Linked DNA regions of Homo sapiens: region 2 is linked to region 1. Evidence: chromatin loops called from intact Hi-C (ENCODE). Cell type or tissue: Panc1. All regions are shown on one strand. Each heading gives the region's core, and the rest is flanking DNA. Links, peaks and the distances in the headings are about the cores only.

Region 1 (10,344 bases), core at 1-8,000:
TGGCAGGGCCAGGGTCTGGGACAGGGCCACGGCAGGGCCAGGGCCACAGCCAGGTCTGTGCTATAGCCAGGTACAAGACAGGGCTCAGGCAAGGCTAGGGTGAAGGCCAAGGTAGGGCCAGGGCAGGGTCAAAGCCAGGCTAGGGCCAAGGCAGGGCCAGGGCACGCAGGACAGGTCCATGAAAGCATAGGGCCAAGGCAGGGCCAGGCCAGTGCCAAGACCAGGGCAGGGACAGGGCCATGGCCATGGCCTGGGCAGGACCAGGTTCAGGGCAGGAGCAAAAGAAGGGCAAGGACAGTTCAGGTTCTTGGCACAGCCAGAGTCCAGGACAGGGTCAGGGTAGGGCCAAGGCAGGGTCTGGGCCATGGTAAGACCAGCGACAGGGCTGGGGCTAGGATAGTGACAGGGCCAGAGTCAGGGCAAGGACCAGAGCAGTGCAAGACCAGTGTAGGGCCAGTATTTCAGGGTCAGGACAGGGTCAGGGCCAGGGCAGAACCAGGGTAAGGTCTCAAGCCAGGAAGGGCCAGGGCCAGGACAGGTCCAGGGTCTGCGTTAGGGCACGAGCAGGGCCAGACCAGGGTAAGGGTCAGGGCCAGGGCCAGGGTAGGGACAGGGCAAGAAACACGGCAGGACCATGGGCAACACCAAGGCCAGAGCTGAGCCAGGGCTGAGTCAGGGCTGAGTCAGGGCAAGGCATGGTATGGCCAGTGCAGGACAGGACCAGAGCCGGTCCATAGAGAGAGCAGGGCCAATGCCAAGGCAGAGCCAGGCTGGTGCCAAAGCTGAGGCAGTGTCAGGGCATGTTCAGGGCGGGGCTGGGGCCAGAACCGAGCCAGGGCACGGCCAAGGCAGGGTAAGGCAGGGCAATGGCATGGCCGGGTCAGTGCCAGGACAAGGCAGAACAGGGCAAGGCAATGGTAGGGGCAGAGCAGGGACAGGCCAAAACAGGGTCTAGTCACTTCAGGGCCAGGGCCAGGGCCAGGGCCAGGGATATGGCAGGACAAAGGCCAGGGTCAGGGCCAGGTCTGGGCTAGGGCCAGGTCCAGAGCAGGCCGTAGCCAAGACGAGGGTGAGAGCCAAGGTAGGGCCAGGGCAGGGTCAAAGCCAGAGTAGGGTGAGGGCAGGGCCAGGGCAGGGTGATGACACAGCCAGAGCACGGCAGGGCAGGTTGGTGCCAAGACCAGGGGCAGACTACTGCCAGCTCAGGGCCAGGGAAAGGCCAGGGCCAGGACAGAACCAGGAAAGGGTCTGGGTCAGGGCCAGGAGCAAGGCAGAGCAGGGCCAGGGCCATGGCAGAGTCAGGGCAGGTCCTTGGCAGGATCAGGTTCCAGGCCAGGGCCAGGGCACAGGCAAGGGCAGGACCTGGATAAGGGCAGAGCCAGGGATATGGCAGGACCAGGATCAGGGCCAGGAGGCTGGGCCAGGACAGGACCAGAGCCAGGCCATAGCGAGGGCAGGGCAAAAGCCACGGCAAGGTCAGGGCAGGTCCAGGGAGCGGCCAGCGTCAGGCAGGGCCAGGGCACAACCAGGGCAGTGTAAGGCAGGGCAATGGCACCGCCGGGCCATGACAGGGCAAGGTCAGTGCCAGGAGAGGGCAGAACAGGCAGGGCCATGGTGGGGCCAGGGCAGGGACAGGCCAAGGCAGGGCTGGGACAAATCAGGGCCAGGACAGGACCAGGACCATGACCATTGGCAGGGCCAGTGCCATGGCAGGGCCAGGGTCAGGACAGGAGGCAGGGCCAGAGCCAAAGCTGGGTCAGCACAGATTCAGGGAAGGTCCAGGGCAGAGATGGAGCCAGGGCCTGAGCCAGGGAAGGGCAAGTGCAAGGGCAGGACCAGAGCAGGGACAGGGTAGCACAGGGCCAAGACAGGGCCAGGGTGGGACCAGAGCAGAGCAGGGCTGAGACAGTCCAGGTAATGGTAGGGCAGGTCCAGGGCAAGGCTGGGCAGGGCAGTACAGGGCCAGGTCCACAGCACGGGCAGGGCATAGCCAGGCCCATTGTGAATGCATCGGCCCTCCCTACAAGGCTCCTACCACCTGGCCACTGCTGCAACCTGGCCACTGCTGTAGGCCTGCCCCCACCCTGGCCGCAGCCGCCTGCCCTCCTACTGCTCCAGGATGCTGCAGTCTGCATTGCCACCACCAGCCCACAGAGAAGCGAGCTGTGGTGTTGCAGGCTCCAGGTGTCTCCTCCTCCTCCTGGCACGGAGCAGCTGGGAGGGCAAAGCCAGAAAATCCTAGAGGAAGATGCAAGGGGTGGTAGCGTCAGAGCCTCACTTTGTCATGCCAGCCACTGGGTGGCAGGGGCCAGTTTCAGTGAAGGCACTCACAGCCACCCTTCAAAGTCCAGCCTCTCCTTTTGGCCCAAGCTGGCCAGAAACCGGGACCTGGGGTGGGTGCTGGAGACACCACAGTGCCTGGCTCCTCACTCCACAGGAACTGCTGGGCCCACCTGGGCTGCACTCCTCGGGAAGCAGGAGCAGCAGAAACTCAGACCCAGCCAACCCTCTGCACCCAGGTGCCACTTCCTGTTCCGGATGCCTCCACATACAGGGCCCTGTCCTCAGTGGTGTCTGCTACTCCATACTGGGGGGTGCCAGGCAGTCTCTGTGGCACAGACTCAGAGTGCATGGGCCCAGGAACCACGGTGGGTATGGGGGCTCTGCCATGCTCAGGATTTCCACAGAAACACTGTGTGTCTGCCACGCTCCAGTATGAGCAAGAGTAGGTTGCCCTCTGGAGTGTGGAGTCCAGGGAGAGGAGAACCGCTCCTTCCTTGGATGCCACCACTGTCACTGCCAACTCTGCTGACCGTCACCAGCAGTGCAGCCCCCAACAGTACCCAACTTGCCCCCCTCCATGGCTAATCCTGCCCTCAATAGCGCCCCCCACCTCCACTCCCCCAACGCCACCAGCAGCGTATACCCGATAGTGCCCTAACCTGTCCTCCTCTATGGGAATTGCAGTCCCAGAGAGCACCCATAACATGGTCCCCACCATGGGCAGTGCAGCCCCATATAATGCTACCAACCAGTACCCCCAGTGCAGGCAGTGACACCCTAGATAGTGCCCCCAACCCACCCCACAGTGTGAAAAGTGCAGCCCCGATGGCCCCTATCCTATCACTCTGGTCATGCTGCAGTCTCTGTCACCACCACCACCAACCACAGTGAGGCAAGCCACTGGGCCACAGGCTCTAGCCTCCAGCAGCCTGGCACGGAGCAGCTCTTGCTGATGGCTGCCTGCTACCACTCCGACCACGCTGCTGTCTCCATGGCCATCTTCTTTGACTACAAAAGAATAAAACTAGGTATCAATAAGAAGAAGAATTTTGGAAACCATACAGTCACATGGAAGTTAAATAATACACTCCTGAATGAATGACTAGTGGGTCAATGAAGATATAAGATGGAAATTGAAAAATTTCATGAAACAAATGGTAATGAAGACACAATATACCAAAACTTATGATATGCCAAAAACAGTACAAAGGCAGAGTTTCATAGCTATAAGTGCCTACCATCCAAACAGAAGAAAAACTTCAAATAAACCATACATCTTAAAGAACTAGTAAAGTAAGAACAAACTAAACCCAAAATAAGAAAAGAAATAATAAAGATCATAGCAGAAATAAAGTTGAAATTAAAAAAATACACAAAATTAAACAAAAAGTTGGTTTTCTGGAAAGCTACACAAAACTGACAAACTTTTAGCCAGGCTGCCTAAGAAAAAAGAGAGAAGATTCAAATAAATAAAATCAAAAAATAAAATAGGAGACATTACAACTGATACTTCAGAAATTCAAAGGATCTTAACTGGCTATTATATGCCAATAAATTAGAAAGCCTAGTAGAAATCCTAGACGCATACAACCTACCTAGTTTGAACAGTGAAAACATCCAAGACCAGAACAGATCGGTAACAAGTAATGAGATCGAAGCCATCAGAAAAAGTCTCCCAGTAAAAAAAAGCCCAGGAACCAATGGCTTCACTGCTGATGGTTTCACACCACACATTTACAGACCTAGTACCAATCCTACTCAAACTATTTTGAAAAACAGCAGGGAATACTTCCAAACTTATTCTGTGGGGCCATTATTACCCTCATACCAAAATCAGACAAAGACATCAAAGAAGGAAACTACAGGCCAGTATCTCTAATATTGGTGCAAACATCCTCAACAAAATACCAGCAAATCAAATTCAGCAATACATTAAAAAGATAATTCATCAGGATCAAGTAGGATGTATCCCTGGGATGCAAGGGTCATTCAACACTCAATGTGATACATCATATCAACCAAATAAACGACAAAACAGTATGATTATGTCAACTGAAACTGAAAAAGCATTTGATGAAATTCAGCATTCCTTCATGTTATAAATCCTCAAAAAACCAAGTACAGAAGAAACATAACTGCAACATAATAAAAACCACAAGAGAGAGACTCACAGCTAGAATCATATGGAATGGGGGAAAATGGAAAGCTTTTCCTCTAAGATCTGGAACATGATAAGGATGCCCACTGTCACCACTGTTACTTAACATAGTATTGGAAATCCTAGCTAAAGCAATCAGTGCAGCCCCTGATATGGTCCCCAACCAACCCCGCCCCCTGCCACCAGCAGTGTAGCCCCCCCACCCCATAGCGCACCCAACACACCCAAACTTCCCCCTCTTCCTGCACCGTGGGCATTGCAGCACCCCATAGTGCCTAAACCCAAACCCCCCCCACCCGCACCCCCGAGCAGTGCAGCCCTGGATAGCACCCTTAACCCACCTCACTGCTGCCGGCAATACAGTCTGGGATAGTGCCCCCAACTAGCAGGCCTAGCGGTTTTCTCTCATCCAATCAGAACATGAAGTCCAGGAACCTGGCTTGCATAACCTCAGTATATAAAGCATGCTAAGGGGGAGTTGCGCCATTGCAGGCTGTTGTGCCTCAGCGTTCCCAACCCCTCCGTTCGCACCTTAAAGAAGGCGAAAGCGGAGTCCCCCGCCACACGCTGGGGCTGGAGGCTGGATCCTGTGGCACCAGGGCTTGCCTCTGCATAGTGTGTGGCGGTGATGGAGACAGGCGGCTGGCAGCGAGAGCTGCTCCTTGCCTGGATACAGGAAGGGAAAGAGGAGGCACCTACCACAGGCTGGAGGCTAGAGTCTGTGGGACTGCGGCTGGCCTCGCTGGCTCGCCTCGCTGCTGTGGGTGGCAGCAGCGGACACTGCAGCCGGCCAGAGCGTAGAAAGGCGATTGGGTAGGTGCGCTATCCGGGGCTACATTGCCCGCGGCCGGGGGCCGGTAGGGGTGTTATTCCGGGCGTCACTACTTTAGGTGTGCTATCCCGGGCTGCGCTGCCTGCAGCAGCGGGGGGGGGGGGGGGCAGGTTGGGGGCACTATCCTGGGCTGTACTGCCAGCAGCAGTAGGGCTGGTTGGGGGCCCTATTGGGTGCTACACTGCCCGCGACAGGGGGCGGGTTAGGGCCGCTACTGTGGTTACACTGCCGGCGGCGCCGGGGTGGGGGGACTGGTCGGGGTGCTGACTGGTCTGGCTTCATTGCCCATAGTGGGGTGGGGGGGTGGTTTGGGGGCTGCACCGCCCGCGGCGGGGGACTTGTTGGGGGCGCTATCTGGGGCTGCAATGCCCCCCGCAGGGGATAGGTTAGGGGCAGTATCCGGTGGTACACTGCAGGTGGGGGGGGGGCGGGAAAGGGGGGTACAGGGAGGTGATTGGAGGGGGTGGTTTCAGGCCCTATCGCGGGCCAGACTACTCATGATAGAGGGGGGCGTTGGGTGCGCTATTGGGGGCTACACTGCCAGCGGCAAGGGGCAGTTTGGGGGCGATACCCCACCGGTGGCAGGTGGGGAGGTGTGGTGGGTTGTGTGCATCATTAGGGGGCTGTACTGTGGTCAGTGGGAGCGAGTTAGGGGAGCTATCAGCTGCTGCACTGCCTGTGGCGGGAGTCAGGTTTGGTGCGCTATCGGGACCATATTCTCGGTAGTGGCATACGGGTTAGGGGAGCTGTCGGGGGCTAAGCTGTCCACGGGGCGGGGGGTGCGGGTTGGGTGCGCTATCCAGGGCATCATACCCCGCGGCTGGGGGATGGTTGGGAGTGCTATCCGCTATCTGGGAGGGCACTGCCCATCGTGGGGAGCGGGTTGGGGGCCTTAAGGATCCGTGGCTGCACTATTCACGGCGGGGATCAGGTTGCAGCGCTTTCTGGGGCGTCACTGCCAGCGGCGAGGGAGTTGGTTGGGGGTCCAATCCGTGGCTGCATGGCCCACGGCAGGGGGCAGGTTGGGGGAGTTATCTGGTGCTGCAACGTCTGAGGCGGGGACGGGTTCGGGACGCTATTGGGTTTCTACACTGCAGCGGCGAGGGGAGGGTGTTAGGGGCGCCATCCCGGGTCCAATAGCTGGCGGCGGGTTAGGGGCGCTATCAGGGGGTGCCCTGCAGGTGGCGGCAGAGGTTTCAGCAACACCAGTGGCCTACAAAGAAGGAGCCTTCCTCCTCTCCCCAGACTCCAGACTCTAGAGGGCGACCTCCTCCTGCTCCTGCTCCTGGAGCGCAGCCAGCGCACAGCGTTTCCGCAGGAATCTTGAGAATGGCAAGGCCCGCACACCCGCGGTGGTTCCCAGGCCCGCCCCCTCTCGCAGCTGCAGCCCCACCTGCCAGTGCGTGCCGCCTCCGAGCGACTTCCGGGAGCCGGGCGGCCACCGCGGTGCAGGCGCGCGCCCAAAGGCTTTGCGAGGCTCACTCGGTCTGAGAGGTCGGAGGCTGCGAGTGTCGCTGCTGAAGGCTGTGGTGGACCGGGCTGGATCGCGGATTTTGGATTAGATAATAGATTTGGGATCGCCGATTGGGGGTTGGATTGCGGATTTGGGGTTGGATAGGGGATTTGGGGCTGGGTCGGCGGGGGCAGGGGCGGGGAGGTGAAAAGGTGACAGGGAGCTGCCTCCTCTCAAGAGCAGTTGGTTGGGAGTCTGAGAAGTCACCACCATGAAGTTGTTCGGCTTCAGGAGCCACAGGGGCCAGACGGTCCTGGGCACCATAGACCACCTGTACACGGGTTCCGGGTACCGAATCCGGTACTCGGAACTGCAGAAGATCCACAAGGCAGCTGTCAAGGGCGACGCCGCGGAGATGGAGCGCTGTCTGGCGCGCAGGAGCGGAGACCTGGACGCCCTGGACAAGCAGCACAGGTAGCGGGGGCTCAGCCCGGGGTGGCAGGGGGTCCCCAGGTCCGGCTTTCCGGCAGCCCCTGGGACGGGGGCCTTGGAGGTCGCCGGGCACCCTCTGAGCGGCGGAGCCAAACGGACCCTCAGCTGTTTTCCATCCCTCATAATTCCCTGGCTGGAGCAGTTGGTGGAGAATTTGAGTGATTTAACTCACAAAGTTAAGCATATAGTGTTGTTAATTTTAACGTACACGTTTAAAACATGGTTTATATACATTATAGGAGGTGCCTAATGAGAGAACTCATTCCCCTGTCAAAAATACCGTGAGTTATTTTCAGTAGGCGAAAAGTTCTCAGATAAAACTGTCCGTTTTACATCCGTATCCCCCTGTGTAGGTAGGTTCTTTACTGAAGGTTCTTAGAGAGAAACTTGGAAGTGGGAGGTGGCTTCTGTGTTCTTGAATGGGAAGGCACATTTTCCTCAAAATGTGAGCTCTTTCTGTGTTAATCAGTTTTACATAGACCGAATGAAAATATCAAGGTTTTAAGATTTTTGTATTACACCTCCTGTCTTTCGCTATTGTGATGACATTTTAAAAAATTTCATAATGGAGTGAAAAAACACTTGCTCCTCTAGATATCAAAATGTGCTATTAATTTCTACAATTAATTGTTTACTAACAGCTGAAAAGACAAACGCATAGAACAGAATAGGCAACCCAGAAACACTGAAATTATGTAAGATATACGTAAGGATTAATGAGTACGAAAGGATGAATTATTAACGAAAAAATGTCTGCTGTTTGAAGAAAACTAATGAAATTTTATGTCACAAACATGAGTTCCTGATGGAATACAGATTGAAATTTTTACATATGAAAATGAGTAAAGTACCGGAAGAAAACACAAACGCTTATTTTACAGGTACACTTTATGTTGACAAAAGCCTTCCTAAGAATGACCTCATAAGCAGGCATTCTGAAGGTTGATTTAGCAAACTAAAAATTAAAACTGCCTGTGTTTCAGAAAAAAAATAACAAAAGAGAGCTTACTTGAAAAATATTAACTATATTATATATATATATTCAGATGAAAAGTGTGTTTTCATTTTAGAGGGAATTCATTATATTCTTTTTCTTCTTTTTTTTTTTTTTTTTTTTTTGAGTCAGAGTCTCACTTCTTTGCCCAGGCTGGTGTCCAATGGCACAATCTTGGCTCACTGCAACCGCTGCCTCCCGGGTTCAAGCAATTCTCCTCGCTCAGCCTCCCAAGTAGCTGGGGTTACAGGCAGGTGCCAGCATGCCTGGCTAATTTTTCTATTTTTAGTAGAGAGGGGTTTCACCATGTTGGCCAGGCTGGTCTTGAACTCCTGAGCTCAAGTGATCTGCCTGCCTCGGCTTCCCAAAGTGCTTGGATTACAGGCATGAGCTACCGTCCCCAGCCTATATTGTTTATTATATATCATATGATATATATATTGCTGATACATATACCATATATATTATTACAGATATAATCTGTTATATATATATCAGTTATATATACACATTAGATGAAAAGTTGTATGTATATATACACATTAGATGAAAAGTACATTTTCATTTTACAGGGAATTCTTTCAAATCTAATCATCAAAAACTTTAAAATTGGGCAAAGTACTTTTTTCCAGATCTGCAAGTTATTTGTGTACATAGCAAAAAGTCCTTCGCATTTCTGGTATAAGAATTTAAATTAAAAGAGGAATGAAACAGTTTTCTATCCACAATATTTGTGAGGATGTTTTATACTCCTGTTTAAAGTTTAAGTTGCTGATTACTTTTCAAATAGGTAATTTGGTGGTAAGTACTACATTTAAAAAATATGTATGCCCTTTACCCATCAATTCCATTATACTAAAACACCCTTAGTAAATAAAGATACATGCACTTTATTTTTCACAGCACTTATTTTAAAAAGAACCCATAGAATGGATCCTATAAATAAATTTCAGTTGCATCCATAAGATGGAATAATATGTGACCATTGAAGGTGGCAATAGATACAGAAGTATATTGATGTGCGAAAATGTATTTTGTTATAGCTAGTGAGGAAAAAAATCAATTAAATTATACATACACACAAACATACTATGGTCTTGTTTTAGCAAAAAATATGTACAAAATATAAAATTTGTAATTTCTGAGCATTTGTATTTTAAGTAAAGTTCTTTTCCTTTTTCTTATCTGTGATTGCTGCAGTGAGCATGTACAAAACTTCTAGTAAAGTTTATTAATAAAGGAATAATCCTCAGGAAGAGAGGAATATGAATCTTACATTATTAAAAATAATTTCTCACTTTCTATTTTTATCATTATTGTGTGTATTGTTATCTTCTTTGAACTTTTAGCCTCTTCAGAAGTAAAAAGGGAATGTTTTTATCTGTTTCCAGATTTTATTACCTATATATTTTATTATGTACATATGTTTTTCTTATATATTCATTCAATTTATGCAAACAATGATAGATTAATAATTTCATTTTAATTGTATTCTTTAAAAATAAAAATAATATATAAATACTATTGCAAAAATATTGCTTTATAGGAGTTTATTTAAAAATATCGATCTCCCCAACTGTATTTATCCATTCTTTCATTCCATTTATTCATCAAACATAACCTGAGTACCTGTTATGTAGCAGACATATTCTACTATCTCTCAGGACGCTTCTATCCTTAAAAACTACATGTTTACCTGCCCTGCCTGCACAAGCTGAGAGATTTAATATAGGAATATTGGGACTTAATCTCCTTGAAACTTTATCTCCCACCTTTCAAACAAAAGCATTTCTGAAGTTAGAAAATAGTAGAAGATAACCTTTAACTGCCCATTCAAAAGTTTATCAGTCTTAAATACTAATATTAATCATTGGAAAGTCTTATTTGCATATATTCTGTAAGTATAAATATTGAATAAAATGAGCCGTATGTATTCATTTGAATCATGAGTTTCCTTTGGCTTCAGTTTGTTTGAAAATCAAGGAATTAATTTGTTTAAAAAATGCATTATTGTTATTTCAGTGCTCTATCCCCATAGTACCTTTAAGAACTAAAATGTATTTACATGCCAGTTATATGCCTAGAACTGCCCTAGACCTGCTGAGTATACCATATTCTACTTAATGTAAGGT
Region 2 (10,344 bases), core at 2,345-10,344, 82 kb before region 1:
AGAGCCGGGCCCGGCCACGCCCGCCTGGCTCCAGGCATCACCGCCACTCCAGGGCCGCGGGGCTCCGATCGGTCACCTCTGAGCCACTCGCCCGCTGCTGGGCTGCTCTCCCCCTCCACGCCCCAGCACTGTGGGTCTCCGCGCTGGACCTTCCGCCGGCCTCCAAGAGCCTCCCGCCATCGCTGGCGAGGCCATGCACCGGACCGCCGTGGTGGCACCCTGCTGTTGAGTGGGGACGCCAGAGGTTTCCATCCCCTGCCCAGACTTCGGGCTCTCTGGGTGGCCTCCATTCTTCCGACGCTCCAGGCCTTCCCCAGGCTCCTGAGCTCCCAAGCTTCCACCACATCGCGCCTGCTCAGGACAGTTTGTGCTCCCAGCCCTCAGGGCCCTGGGCCCACGGTCCTGGGATACCCTCCTGTCCTCCTCCTTGCCGCCCGAGGGATTGTTTTGGTTCCCTTGCCGCCCCACCTGCAAGGCCCCCTCTTTCCTCACCCACCCAGAGCTACCAGGGCTGCCCAGGGGTGAACAGCCGCCCTAGCCCTACGAGCCCTTTCTCTCACAATGTCACTAACAGCGTCGCTTGTCCCGACAAGGACATGGCCCGTGGCCAAGTGAGTGGGAGGAGCTGCTTTGCCCGGCGCTGCCACTAGAGCTGGCAGACTGATCCCAGGAGAGAGAGGCTGATGGACAGCCAGACACACCTCACCACCACCACGAGCAAACCCACACCCACAGACACACATGGGTGCATGCGCGCGGGCACACAGACACAGACACACACAGATACACAAAGATACAGCTTGAAGGAGAGCAAGGGAAAGAGGATGGAGAGATAGAAACTGAGGGAGAGAGACCACGATATAGAGAGAGACAGGAAGGAGAGAGAGAGAGTGACAGAAAGAGCATGAGATGGAGGGGAAATAAGAGAAATAGAGAGAGGGTGAGAGAGCTAGAGAGCCAGAGTGATAGAGCCTGGGAGAGGGAGCCCTCTGCTCTGGTAGACAGAGCTCCTTCCAGCAGGCTGGGGTAGGGTGGAGGGTGCTTGAGCCAGGCCAGAACAGGGGGGCAGGGCCGCCCATGCAAGAGGACCAACAGAACCCTGAGACGTATTTTTTCTTGGATTGGTTGGTTGCTTTGGGGGTGCTTTTATTATTATTATTATTATTACTATACTTTAAGTTTTAGGCATAAACTGGAAGAACAACAAACTAAGAGAAAAAAAAAAAACTATTCTTGGCATTTTCGCTCATTACCTAATTTCCAAGTGACCTGCATATTTCTGATTGCTCTCCTTTTCCCTTCCCATTTTCCCCTGTTAAGCCTTGTGCCACTGAGAGATGATACATCGGTTTTTCAGAAAATTAGCAGCAGCAACATATCCACTTATTGTAAGTTGCTTTAGTTTTGTTTGAGTTTTAAGATAAAGCCTATTTCCAGGGCATAATTTCTTTCCTGTGTTGTTTTACACTAACTGGGGGGGGGGGGGGGAGGAAAGAATAACCCTCCACAGAAAAAAAGTTGAAAAAGTTTTACCTTTAACAAATTCACAAATATTTTCCAAAGTGCATTTTATAAAGCCATACCCTTTAATGCTCCTTTAAAAGTATCAATATTTAAAATAAAATCTTAGACAATTATTTCAAAATAATTTGCATTTGCATTCAGGGAATGGTTGAGCTTCCAAATATAAAAAAATGACCCTTACCTATGTCAATGTTAAAACAAATATTTTGGGAAGAAAGTTGATTGATCTATACCTTGTCCAGTGCTTCAATATCTGCACCATTGAAAAGCAGTTTTTCTGCCAGTGAGGTGCTCTCACTATACACAGCATAATGGAGAGCAGTGTTGCCGTACATATCCTTAAGGTTTGGATTGGCGCTATGTTCCAGCAGAATAACAGCACAAGCCTCTTCCTGGCAATGGACAGCCTGTCCGTATTAGACCAAGAAATAGATTGTAAATTCCAAGAATTCAAAATACACATTCCACAGGTTTCACCAACTAGTTATATGTAAATGAGATCAATTTATTTTAATTCTATGTATGCAAATCAAATCCATGTCATGCTAAAAGAGTTGGCTCTAATATACCTGTATCAAAGGTGTTCTATTTTCTTTGTCACAGATATCAATCTGGCATTTTCTGTTAACCAGGAGAGTGACCACTTTCACATGGCCACTGGCACAGGCCAAATGTAGAGCAGTTCTATGAGAGTAAGAGGACTTTTCAGGAAACTGTAGTGCAACATCTCAAAACATACAATCATTCATGTAACTGTAAAAAATGAATAGCATGTTTTTCCTCTGCCTTCAAAACAAATACTTATTTTTTTTTTTTGAAGAAAGTACAATACTTACTAGCTCTGATTGCTCATTGCCTTAATGAAAACAGCAGCCTATTTGAATAGAAAGAGCTCAGTCTTTGGATTCAGTTCAATTAGGGTTTGAGTCCTACTTTAAACCCTGTCACTTACCAACTATTTCTTAGCCTTTCTGTGCCTCAACTTCCTCATTAATGAAGATGACAATAGTAGCTATCTCATAGGACACCATCGTGATGCTTAAATGAGAAGCTATGTATTTAGAATAGTTCCTACAACTCAATAATTGTAAGATTTTTGTTTTTGAGACAAGTCTCACTCTTTTGCCCAGGCTGGAGTGCAATGATGTAACTATAGCTCACTGCAGCCTGGAACTCCTGGGCTCAAGCGATCTTCCATCCCCAGCCTCCTGAGTAGCTGGGACTACAGATGTGCACCAGCATGCCCAGCTATTTAAAAATTTTTGTAGAGTAAGAATCTCACTTTGTTGCCCAGGATGGTCTCAAACTCCTGGCATCAAGCAATCCTCTCACCTCAGCCTCCCAAAGTTCTGGGATTACAGGTGTGAGTCACTGCACCCAGCCAGATATTATAATTGTTACTATTACTACTTAACAAAAACATTTTAATTAGGTAAAAGATACAATTACACCTACTTTGCAGGATGGCTTAAAGAGTAGGTCACATTTTAATACCTCTGACATTGGAATGCCACTTATATTATTATAACTATAATTGGTAGCACTTTAAAAATTATCTTATTGATATATAAAATAGCGGGGTATCACACAATCCATGAGACCTTACATTAAGTAGAATATGGTATACTCAGCAGGTCTAGGGCAGTTCTAGGCATATAACTGGCACTTAAATACATTTTAGTTCTTAAAGGTACTATGGGGAAAGAGCACTGAAATAACAATAATGCATTTTTTTAAAAAAATTAATTCCTTCATTTTCAAACAAATTGAAGCCAAAGGAAACTCATGATTCAAATGAATACACATGGCTCATTTTATTCAATACTTATAATACTTACAGAATATATGCAAATAACACTTTCCAATGATTAATATTAGTATTTAAGACTGATAAACTTTTCAAAGAGCAGTTAAAGGTTATCTTCTACTATTTTCTAAGTTCAGAAATGCTTTTGTTTGAAAGGTGGGAGATAAAGTTTCAAGGAGATTAAGTCCCAATATTCCTATATTAAATCTCTCAGCTTGTGCAGGCAGGGCAGGTAAACATGTAGTTTTTAAGGATAGAAGCGTCCTGAGAGATAGTAGAATATGTCTGCTACATAACAGGTACTCAGGTTATGTTTGATGAATAAATGGAATGAAAGAATGGATAAATACAGTTGGGGAGATCGATATTTTTAAATAAACTCCTATAAAGCAATATTTTTGCAATAGTATTTATATATTATTTTTATTTTTAAAGAATACAATTGAAATGAAATTATTAATCTATCATTGTTTGCATAAATTGAGTGAATATATAAGAAAACCATGTTCATAATAATATATACAGAAAATAAAATCTGGAAACAGATAAAAACATTCCCTTTTTACTTCTGAAGAGGCTAAAAGTTCAAAGAAGATAACAATACACAAAATAATGATAAAAATAGAAAGCGAGAAATTATTTTTAATATTGTAAGATTCATATTCCTCTCTTCCCAAGGATTATTCCTTTATTAATAAACTTTACTAGAAGCTTTGTACACGCTCACTGCAGCAATCACAGATAAGAAAAAGGAAAAGAACTTTACTTAAAATACAATTGCTCAGAAATTACAAATTTTATATTTTGTACATATTTTTTGCTAAAACAAGACCATAGTATATTTGTGTGTATGTATAATTTAACTGATTTTTTTTCCTCGCTAGCTATAACAAAATACATCTTCACACATCAATGTACTTCTGTATCTATTGCCACCTTCAACGGTCACATATTATTCCATCCTACGGATGCAACTGAAATTTATTTATAGGATCCATTCTATGGGTTCTTTTTAAAATAAGTGTTGCAAAAAATAAAGTGCATGTATCTTTATTTCCTAAGTGTGTTTTAGTATAATGGAATTGATGGGTAAAGGGCATACATATTTTTTAAATGTAGTACTTACCACCAAATTACCTATTTGAAAAGTAATCAGCAACTTAGACTTTAAGCAGGAGTGTAAAACATCCTCACAAATATTGTGGATAGAAAACTGTTTCATTCCTCTTTTATTTTAAATTCTTATACTAGAAATGTGAAGGACTTTTTCCTACGTACACAAGTAACTTGTAGATCTGGAAAAAAGTACTTTGCCCAGTTTTAGAGTTTTTGATGATTAGATTTGAAAGAATTCCCTGTAAAATGAAAATGTACTTTTCATCTAATGTGTATATATACATACAACTTTTCATCTAATGTGTATATACAACTGATATATATATTACAGATTATATCTGTAATAATATATATGGTATATGTATCAATAATATATATATCATACGATACATAATAAACAATATAGGCCGGGCACCGTAGCTCATGCCTGTAATCCCAGCACTTTGAGAGGCTGAGGCAGGCAGATCACTTGAGCTCAGGAGTTCGAGACCAGCCTGGCCAACATGGTGAAGCCCCTCTCTACTAAAAATACCAAAGTTAGCCAGGCATGCTGGCACCTGCCTGTAATCCCAGCTACTTGGGAGGCTGAGCGAAGAGAATTGCTTGAACCCGGGAGGCAGAGGTTGCAGTGAGCCAAGATTGTGCCATTGGACACCACCCTGGGCAAAGAAGTGAGACTCTGACTCAAAAAAAAAAAAAAAAAAAAAAAAAAAAAAAAAAAAATATATATATATATATATATATATATATATATATATATATATATAATGAATTCCCTATAAAATGAAAACATACATTTCATTTGAATATATATATAATATAGTTAATATTTTTCAAGTAAGTTCTCTTTTGTTGTTTTTTTTTTCTGAAACACAGGCAGTTTTAATTTTTAGTTTGCTAAATCAACCTTCAGAATGTCTGCTTATGAGGTCATTCTTAGGAAGGCTTTTGTCAACATAAAGTGTACCTGCAAAATAAGCGTTTGTGTTTTCTTCTGGTACTTTACTCATTTGCATATGTAAAAATTTCAATCTGTATTCCATCAGGAACTTTGTTTGTGACATAAAATTTCATTAGTTTTCTTCAAACAGCAGACTTTTTTTATTAATAATTCATCCTTTCCTACTCATCAATCCTTATGTATATCTTACATAATTTTAGTGTTTCTGGGTTGCCTATTCTGTTCCATGCGTTTATCTGTCTTTTCAGCTGTTAGTAAACAATTAATTGTAGAAATTAATAGCACATTTTGCTATCTAGAGGAGCAAGTGTTTTTTCACTCCATTATGAAATTTTTTAAAATGTCATCACAATAGCGAAAGACAGCAGGTGTCATACAAAAATCTTAAAACCTTGATATTTTCATTCGGTCTATGTAAAACTGATTAACACAGAAAGAGCTCACATGTTGGGAAAAATGTGCCTTCCCATTCAAGAACACAGAAGCCACCTCCCACTTCCAAGTTTCTCTCTAAGAACCTTCAGTAAAGAACCTACCTACACAGGGGGATACGGATGTAAAACGGACAGTTTTATCTGAGAACTTTTCGCCTACTGAAAATAACTCACGGTATTTTTGAGAGGGAAATGAGTTCTCTCATCAGGCACCTCCTATAATGTATATATACCATGTTTTAAACGTGTACGTTAAAAATAACAACACTGTATATGCTTAAATTTGTGAGTTAAATCACTCAAATTCTCCACCAACTGCTCCAGCCAGGGAATTATAAGGGATGGAAAACAGCTCAGGGTCCGTTTGGCTCCGCCGCTCAGAGGGTGCCCGGCGACCTCCAAGGCCCCCGTCCCAGGGGCTGCCGGAAAGCCGCGCCTGGGGACCCCCTCCCACCCCGGGCTGAGCCCCCGCTACCTTTGCTGCTTGTCCAGGGCGTCCAGGTCTCCGCTCCTGCGCGCCAGACAGCGCTCCACCTCCGTGGCGTCGCCCTTGACAGCCGCCTTGTGGATCTTCTGCAGTTCGGAGTGCCGGATTCGGTACCCGGAAGCCGTGTAGACGTGGTCTATGGAGTCCAGGACCATCTGGCCCCTGCGGCTCCCGAAGCCGAACAACTTCATGGTGGTGACTTCTCAGACCCCCAATCACCGGCTCTTGAGAGGGGGCAGCTCCCTGTCACCTTTTCACTACCACCCCCCGCCCCCGCCGACCCAGCCCCAAATCACCTATCCAACCCCAAATCCCCGATCCAACCCCCAATCCGAGATCCAACTCCCAATCCGCGATCCGATATCTATGATCTCCAAAATCCGCGATCCAGCCCGGTCCACTACAGCCTTCAGCAACGACACTCGCAGCCTCCGACCTCTCAGACCGAGTGAGCCTGGCAAAGCCGTTGGGCGCGCGCCTGCACCGCGGTGGCCGCCGGGCTCCCGGAAGTCGCTGGGAAGCGGCACGCGCTGGCAGGTGGGGGTGCAGCTGCGGGCAGGCGCCGCTGGGCTCGCCGGTTCTCCTGGGCTCGCCTGGGCAGCCCCAGAATCGCACGCGCTCAGCCAGCCCGGCCTGAGGAGGATGGCCTGTCTGGCCTTGCGGCCCGCCCTGCTTCTCCTCGGAAGGGAGATCGGGTGCTGGCAAGGGCACTTCGCGGCCACCAGAGTGTCCTTCAGGGCACCCCGATAGCGCCCCTAACCCGCCGCCAGCTGTTGGACCCGGGATGGCGCCCCTAACACCCTCCCCTCGCCGCTGCAGCGTAGAACCCAACAGCGCCCCCAACCCGTCCCCGCCTCAGACGTTGCAGCACCAGATAACTCCCCCAACCTGCCCCCTGCCGTGGGCCATGCAGCCACGGATTGGACCCGCAACCAACCCCCCTGCCGCGGGCAGCGACGCCCCAGAAAGCGCTGCAACCTGATCCCCGCCGTGAATAGTGCAGCCACGGATCCTTAAGGCCCCCAACCCGCTCCCCACGATGGGCAATGCAGTCCCAGATAGCGAAGAGCACCCCCAACCATACCCCAGCTGCGGGGTGTGATGCCCTGGATAGCGCACCCAACCCGCACCCCCCGTGGACGGCTTAGCCCCCGACAGCTCCCCTAACCCGTATGCCACTACCGAGAATATGGTCCCGATAGCGCACCAAACCTGACTCCCGCCACAGGCAGTGCAGCAGCTGATAGCTCCCCTAACTCGCTCCCACTGACCACAGTACAGCCCCCTAATGGTGCCCACAACCCATCACACCTGCCCACCCACCACTGGAGGGGTATCGCCCCCAAACTGTCCCTTGCCGCTGGCAGTGTAGCCAATAGCGCACCCAACGCCCCCCTCTATCATGAGCAGTCTGGCCCGCGATAGCGCCTGAAACCACCCCCTCCAATCACCTCCCTGTACCCCCCTTTCCCGCCCCACTCCACCTGCAGTGTATCACGGGATACTCCCCCTAACCTATCCCCTGCGGGGGGCACTGCAGCCCCAGATAGCGCCCCCAACAAGCCCCCCGCCGCAGGCGGTGCAGCCCCCATACCACCCCCCACCCCACTATGGGCAATGAAGCCAGACCAGTCAGCACCCAGACCAGTCCCCCCACCCCGGCGCCGCCGGCAGTGTAACCACAGTAGCGGCCCTAACCCGCCCCCTGTCGCGGGCAGTGTAGCACCCAATAGGGCCCCCAACCAGCCCTACTGCTGCTGGCAATACAGCCCAGGATAGTGCCCCCAACCTACCCCCCCCCCCGCTGCTGCGGGCAGCGCAGCCCGGGATAGCACACCTAAAGTAGTGACGCCCGGAATAACACCCCTAGCAGCCCCCGGCCGCGGGCAATGTAGCCCGGGATAGCGCATCTACCCCATCACCTTTCTACGCTCTGGCCGGCTGCAGTGTCCGCTGCTGCCACCCACAGCAGCGAGGCGAGCCAGCGAGGCCAGCCGCAGTCCCACAGACTCTAGCCTCCAGCCTGTGGTAGGTGCCTCCTCTTTCCCTTCCTGTATCCAGGCAAGGAACAGCTCTCGCTGCCAGTCGCCTGTCTCCATCACCACCACACACTATGCAGAGGCAAGCCCTGGTGCCACAGGATCCAGCCTCCAGCCCCCAGCGTGTGGCGGGGGACTCTGCTTTCGCCTTCTCTAAGGTGCGAACTGAGAGGCTGGGAACGCTGAGGTACAACAGCCTGCAATGGCGCAACTCCCCCTTAGCATGCTTTATATACTGAGGTTATGCAAGCCAGGTTCCTGGACTTTATGTTCTGATTGGATGAAAGAAAACCGCTAGGCCTGCTAGTTGGGGGCACTATCCCAGACTGTATTGCCGGCAGCAGTGAGGTGGGTTAAGGGTGCTATCCAGGGCTGCACTGCTCGGGGGTGCGGGTCGGGGGGGGGTTTGGGTTTAGGCACTATGGGGTGCTGCAATGCCCATGGTGCGGGAAGAGGGGGCAGTTTGGGTGTGCTGGGTGCGCTATCGGGGGGCTACACTGCTGGTGGCAGCGGGCAAGGTGGGTTGGGGGCCATATCAGGGGCTGCACTGATTGCTTTAGCTAGGATTTCCAGTACTATGTTACGTAACAGTGGTGACAGTGGGCATCCTTATCATGTTCCAGATCTTAGAGGAAAAGCTTTCCATTTTCCCCCATTCCATATGATTCTAGCTGTGAGTCTCTCTCATGTGGTTTTTATTATGTTGCAGTATGTTTCTTCTGTACCTGGTTTTTTGAGGACTTATAACATGAAGGAATGCTGAATTTCATCAAATGCTTTTTCAGTTTCAGTTGACATAATCATACTGTTTTGTCGTTTATTTGGTTGATATGATGTATCACATTGAGTGTTGAATGACCCTTGCATCCCAGGGATACATCCCACTTGATCCTGATGAATTATCTTTTTAATGTATTGCTGAATTTGATTTGCTGGTATTTTGTTGAGGATTTTTGCACCAATATTAGAGATACTGGCCTGTAGTTTCCTTCTTTGATGTCTTTGTCTGATTTTGGTATGAGGGTAATAATGGCCCCACAGAATAAGTTTGGAAGTATTCCCTGCTGTTTTTCAAAATAGTTTGAGTAGGATTGGTACTAGGTCTGTAAATGTGTGGTGTGAAGCCATCAGCAGTGAAGCCATCAGTTCCTGGATTTTCTTTACTGGGAGACTTTTTCTGATGGTTTCGATCTCATTACTTGTTACCAATCTGTTCTGGTCTTGGATGTTTTCACTGTTCAAACTAGGTAGGTTGTATGCGTCTAGGATTTCTACTAGGCTTTCCAATTTATTGGCATATAATAGCCAGTTAAGATCCTTTGAATTTCTGAAGTATCAGTTGTAATGTCTCCTATTTTATTTTTTGATTTTATTTATTTGAATCTTCTCTCTTTCTTCTTAGTCAGCCTGGCTAAAAGTTTGTCAGTTTTGTGTAGCTTTCCAGAAAACCAACTTTTTGTTTAATATTGTGTATTTTTTTAACTTCAATTTTATTTCTGCTATGATCTTTATTATTTCTTTTCTTATTTTGGGTTTAGTTTGTTCTTACTTTACTAGTTCTTTAAGATGTATGGTTTATTTGAAGTTTTTCTTCTGTTTGGATGGTAGGCACTTACAGCTATGAATCTCTTCCTTTGTACTGTTTTTGGCATATCATAAGTTTTGGTATATTGTGTCTTCATTACCATTTGTTTCATGAAATTTTTCAATTTCCATCTTAGTATCTTCATTGATACTAAGACTAGTCATTCATTCAGGAGCGTACTGTTTAACTTCCATGTGACTGTATGGTTTCCAAAATTACTCTTCTTATTGATACCTAGTTTTATTCTTTTGTAGTCAAAGAAGATGGCCATGGAGACAGCAGCGTGGTTGGAGTGGTAGCAGGCCGCCATCAGCAAGAGCTGCTCCCTGCCCAGCTGCTGGAGGCTAGAGCCTGCGGCCCAGTGGCTTGCCTCACTGTGGCTGGTGGTGGT

The links. Hi-C counts contacts between places; a loop is a spot of excess contacts. Peaks named below come from ENCODE experiments on the same cell type or tissue, not always from the same donor. Only the 100,000 strongest peaks of a DNase experiment are listed, where the experiment ranks them.
Region 2: a loop joins it to region 1, with 23 times the contacts of the local background. A loop is called at or near these places in 2 of 110 quality-filtered maps.

Annotation. Positions count from the first base shown.
Region 1 is chr21:13,976,558-13,986,901 of GRCh38, reverse strand. It overlaps the pseudogene ANKRD20A11P. Among named protein-coding and RNA genes, the nearest start is that of LIPI, 230 kb to the left of the region's middle. In Panc1, for the core only: no CTCF peak of the experiment used is centred there; no DNase peak of the experiment used is centred there.
Region 2 is chr21:14,060,501-14,070,844 of GRCh38, reverse strand. The region is part of intron 1 of LOC105377134 (a long non-coding RNA gene); the gene reads right to left. It also overlaps the pseudogene ANKRD20A18P. Among named protein-coding and RNA genes, the nearest start is that of LIPI, 150 kb to the left of the region's middle. In Panc1, for the core only: a CTCF peak has its summit at 7,168; no DNase peak of the experiment used is centred there; H3K4me3 peaks cover 1,772 bases; H3K27ac peaks cover 375 bases.